Linked DNA regions of Mus musculus: region 1 is linked to region 2. Evidence: chromatin contacts called from ENCODE Hi-C data. All regions are on one chromosome and are shown on one strand. The core of a region is the stretch at or near the end of the contact, and the rest is flanking DNA. Distances in the headings are between cores, read along the strand shown.

Region 1 (2,700 bases), core at 166-2,665, 1.5 Mb after region 2:
GCAGATTGTCAACCCGTAGAAGAACATTTTCTCCTTCAACCACTTGGGGTGGTAAGGATTCGATGTCGACTTGGGTAGTGGTGGGCAGGAGCCAGCAGGTTAAGAGGGAGGCTAGAAGGGAAGAGAGAGAAGCCACCAATCCTGAGCAGCTGTGAGCATCCCTCAGCTTAGGCCTCTGGGTAGGGGTGTGCCCTTAATGGAGGTGAGCAACATGACCTCCATGCCCTCAGAGCCTCAGAGGGTGTCATTTCCTCTCAGGAATCCTCTACTCAGGTGCCCCCATATCACTCTTCATATAAAGATTGTCTGGTGTGAGGAGAAACGGCTCTCTGACCCCCTCTTACTCTTACTCTTCCTCCTCCTCCTCTTCCTCCTCCTCCTCCTCCTCCTCCTCCTCCTTCTCTTCCACACAGTCCTCACTTTCTGAATTGTTTTCTGTTCTATGTAAGGTTCCATTAAACCATTGGCTTTCTCCTCTGGATACTCCGACTTCCAGTCCACTAGGAAAAAAAAAAAAAGGCTTTTTTTGAGGGAAGAGATTAGTATGGTCTTTTTAAATGGTTCAGTTCCTGAAAAAAAAATCTCAGAAACCAGTTGGGAAAAAAAAAGAAGGGAGGGAGGGAGGGAGGAGAGATATCACCATGGATTTATCTACATAGTTTCCAGGCTAGTAGCAAAAGACAATCATTACATTTAAGTGTAACTTATATTTCTGTATTGTATGTGTGAGTTTGGGAAGGCACATGTTTCAGTGTGCACATTATGGGTGCATGACACACACCTGTGTAGGGGGCAGAGCAGACCTTGCAGGAACCTGTATCTCCATCTACCCTGTGAGAGCTGAGGAATGAATTCAGACTGGCATGTCTCCACACACTGAGCCATCTTGCTGGCCCTCCCCGGTTTGACTTCTATTTGGAGGTTCACCCTGTCAAGGTGGGGACCATTGGGATTCCAATGCTAGCCAATGTGACTGATATTGAAAAGGGGCACCTGAGGATTTTCTCTCCCCTCCTCAGCTCCTGTCTGCTCAGACCTTCCTGTTAAAGAGCCTCTGTCCCTCACTGCACCTTCTGCACCATGAAAGTAAGCAAAAACCACACATCTTCCCTAAGGATCCTGTCCATTTCAGAAGACTCTGGGCCTCCCCCACCCCACACACAGTCTTGGAGTAGGCACCCTTACCTGTGAGCAGGATACACCCCTTGCAGGGAAGCACAGAGGACACATCCATATCTCTTCTAGCTGTGATGACCTCACTCTGAGGAGACCTTCAGCTCCAGCAAAGCACCTGGACTCTGCTGTCTTTCCTCCTCTTGAGCTAGGTGGCCTCTCATGCAGGAGCACTTCCCAGAATCCAAGGGGCTGTGGGTGGTGGGCTCTGTGTCCAAGGCACTGCTCTGCCCTTTCCATTCTCTGTGCTGCCCTGCATCCCTCTCTTTATCTTTCTCCTCCAAGCAGCACCTTGAGGAGCTGAGCTGATAAGCATCTCCATGCCCTCAGAGAACAACGGCTCGTCCCAAGGCTGACATCTGCTGAGTCCTGGCCTTGAGTCTGTCATCACCAAAGAGGGAGCCTCCATGCTGCCTATGTGTCCCTGTGACACAGAGACTCAGCTGAGCACCCAGTCTGCCATGTGTCCTCAGTGCTCTGGGAAGGTGGGATTTCCCATCAAGAAGGTGACAGAGATGTCTGAGGGCAGTTTAAAGGGACCAACTGTGTGATTACTGGAGATGAAGATAAACCCTTTATCACTAATGTCACCAGTCAAGTTCCTGACCCAGGAGAGAGGTCCAGGACTCATTTTGTGAGGAGATTCATGTCCTCATTGTTGGAGAGCAACCTATGTGTCCTAGAAAGGACTATGGGCTCCTCTTCCTGTGGAGGGTTTCAAGGGACCCTTCCAGCATTGTGTGTTGGATGATCTGTCATTGGGTGAGCCCAGGTTCTCTCTGGTCTTCTTGGGTCACCTATACCCTTTGTCTGGGTGATTCCCCTGCAAATATACATGCTTCCCCTATAAGAGATGCCAGGAGGGAGGAGACTTTCAGGTTCCCCAATCAAAGGGGTATCCTTATATACCCCTAGCAAGGTCTAGGGAGGGAGATCTACATTAGTAGGTACAGGGATGGAAACCAATATCCTAGGCTCAGGGAAACAGTTGTCTGAGTGTTGAATGTGTGTCCTGATATCAACCTCTGGAGGTCACCAGGAAAACTGTGATTTAATGTCTACATGACAGCAGGCATGGTTAACAGGTCAAATGTGACCTTCCCTGATCTCTTTAGCACAGTGTGGATTCAGGACCTGTCATCCTGCCCACTCTGCAGATCAAATTCCATCTAGTGTAGGGTGGGTCTTGACAGGATTCCAGATGTTATATGGGAAGTCCTGGACTAAAGTTGGAAGAAGTATGCATTCAGAAGATGGGCAGCCTCAGAAGAATCCTTGTGCTCACAAATTTCAAAGGAAAGTCCTGGTACATTTTTCTTCAGATTTAAAGGAAATGGCAGTAATGAATGGGGGTGCACCTGTACTCACTGGCTCATGTCTGGGGGCTCATCCCTTCCTTCTCTTAGCCCACTGGGTACTGAGGGTCTGCTATTGAGGACAGGGAACAAAATAGTGATTCAAATGGAAGTGCCAACTGCTCTTCCCTGTACACTACTCTAGGTCTCTTTCTCCTACTATGATAAAAAC
Region 2 (2,700 bases), core at 167-2,666:
GAATCCTCTCCTTGGAGCAAATGGTAGCCGACCCTGCTGATCTGGACAGCCATCCTGCCCCAGTGTTCATAATTAAGGCTATTTGTTGAGATTGTAACATTTTTCCCTTTATTGTGCTGTTGCTGGGAAACTGAGACACAGGGAACACAGTGGCCACATGAGCTTCACACAGTCCACAGGTGACAGATGTGAAACACAAGTTCTCTGTCTCTAGCTACATATGCAGTGTTCCCACCATAGAACATTCTCAGGTGTCTGTGAATCAGGGAGAAGCTGATGTTAATCTTGGTCATTAGCTGCTCAAGGGGACATCATGTCCAAGAATTGAAAACAAGTGGACAATGAGATCTGACTCCAGAACTTTGCTGTGATTCTCTCAAGAATTTCTGAAGAATTTCACTACTCCAGGGCCCACTTACGAGACAGGAAGTTGTGTCTTTTTGTATGGGGCTTTCACTGAACACTCAGATAATTGTTTCCCTGAGCTAAGACCTTGCCTAGGAGACTGCTTTCCATTCCTGTCCCTACTAACTTGGATCTCCCTCCTTAGACCCTGCTCTGCTTCTTGTGTCTATGGACACCCCTCTCTCTGGGGATCCTGAGATTTCCCTTTCTCCTGGTAGGACTTATGCTGCAGGATCACCCAGACAAAGGGCATATGTGACCCAGGAGGACCACAGAGCAGTTGGGCTCAACCAACACACAGCCCTGACCAACCCATAATGCTGGAAGTTATCTGGTAACAGTCTATACGAGAGGAGCCCACAGTCCTTTACAAGACACACAGGTCACCTCTTCCTTTATACCAAGAACATGAAACTCCTCACACAGCTGCTACCTGGCATCTGTCTTGGGTAAGGAACTTGGCTGGTGACATTAGTGACAGAGGGTTTATCTTCATTCCCAGTCATCACACAACTGGTCCCTTCCAAATGTCACAGACATGCATGTCACCTTCCTGATGGAAAATCCCCCTTCCCAGAGCACTGAAGGAAGACCCAGGGCAGACTTGGTTCTGATCCGGGTCTGTGTGTCTCAGGGACACATTGGAAAGACAGAGGCTCCTTCTTTGATGCTGACAGACCCATATCGAGGAGTCAGCAGGTGTCAGCCCTTGGATGAGTCATTGTTCTCTGAGGATATGTCCATGTTTGTCAGCCTTGTTGTTCAAGGTCTTGTTGGAGAAGAAACATAAAGAGAGAAAATGTGAGAAAGATGAGGTGCAGTACTGAGAGTGGAAGTGACTGAGCAGTGCCCTGGACACAGACCCCACCACCCACAGCTCATAGGATTCTGGGAAGTGCTCCTGCCTGAGAGAACACTCAGCTCAGAAGGAGGAAGGACAGCAGAGGCCAGGTGCCTTGCAGGAGCTGAAGGTCTTCTCCTAGAGAAAGGCCAGTACAGTGAGAAGGGATATGGAGGTGTCCTCTGAGCTTCTTCTCAGCAATGGGTGTACCTCCAGGCAGAGGGTTCTGCTCACAGGTAAGTGTTCCAGCTATCTGATTGTGTGTGGGAAGGGAAACTCAGAAGCCAAAAATATTCTGTAGTGGAGGTGCCTAGAGAAGACTTGGGTGTCTGTAGTTGCAGTCAGGAAGATGCAGTGAGGAACAGAGGCTCAGCAGCAGGAAGGTCTGAGCAGACAGGAGCTAATGAGGGGAGAGAAAATCCTCAGATGCCCCTGTCCAAAATCAGTCACATTGGCTAGCATTGGAATTCCAATGGTCTCCATCTTGACAGGGTGAATCTCCAAAGAGGAGTCAAACCTGGGGGGGGGGCAGCAAGTTGGCTCAGTGTGTGGAGATATGCCAGGCTAAATTCATTCACCAGCTATAACAGGGTAGATGGAGATACAGGCTTCTGCAGGCTCTGCTCTGCCTTCCACACAGGTGTGTGTCATGCACCATCAATGAGAACACTAAGACAAAAGTCTTCGGAAACCCACACATACAGTACATAGTTATTAAATCACACTTGAACGTAATGATTGTCATTTGCTCCAAACCTAGGAACTGCAGAGATGAATCCATGTAGATATCCTTCCTTCCTCCTTTACTTCTTTCCTTTTTCCTTTCCTTCCTTCCTTCTTTCTTTCTTTCCTTCTTTCCTTCCTTCCTTCCTTCCTTCCTTCCTTATTTCGTTCCTTCCTTCCCTTCTCCCTTCCTTCTTTCCTTAATATTTCCTTTGTTTTTCCCTTCCTCTTCACCCTCATTATTTTCTGAGTTCTTTTCAGGAACTGAGCATTCCAAAAAGATAATTTTAATGGCTGTCTTCACAAAGCCTTTTCTAGTGAACCAGAAATCAGTGTATTCAGAGGAGAGTCAATGGTTGAATAGAGCTGCAAATAGAATAGAAAACAATTCAGAAAGTGAGGATTGTGTGCAGGAGTGGAGGAGAAGGAGTAGGAGGAAGAGGAGGAGGATGTTATAGAGTTCGTTCTCTTCACAACAGACACTCTTTATATGAAGAGTGATATGGGGACACCTGAGTAGAGGATTCCACAGAGCAGAAACGACACCCTCTGGCATGGAGATCATGTTACTCATGTCCATTATGGACACACACCTACCCATAGGCATAATGTGAAGGATGCTCACACCTGCTCATGATTGTTGGCTTATTTCTCTTCCCTTCTAGCCTCCCTCTTTACCTGCTGGCTTCTGTCCACCACTGCCAAGGTCACTATCCATTCACCGCTCCAAG

Evidence for each region. A loop is a pair of places that touch in the nucleus more often than their neighbours do.
Region 1: a loop to region 2 is called in a map of heart, with 6 times the contacts of the local background. The contact joins the promoter of Ceacam3 here to the promoter of Psg20 in region 2. A Hi-C loop is called at or near these places in 4 of 37 maps with a recorded cell type or tissue (heart and v-Abl transformed pro-B cells).

Annotation. Positions count from the first base shown.
Region 1 is chr7:17,148,934-17,151,633 of GRCm38, reverse strand. Ceacam3 (carcinoembryonic antigen-related cell adhesion molecule 3) reads right to left here and starts at 1,415. Exons shown (of 7, transcript NM_054059.2): 1 at 1,186-1,415; 2 at 1-111. The coding sequence starts at 1,234.
Region 2 is chr7:18,684,708-18,687,407 of GRCm38, reverse strand. Psg20 (pregnancy-specific glycoprotein 20) reads left to right here and starts at 1,416. Exons shown (of 6, transcript NM_054058.1): 1 at 1,416-1,482; 2 at 2,635-2,700. The coding sequence starts at 1,416.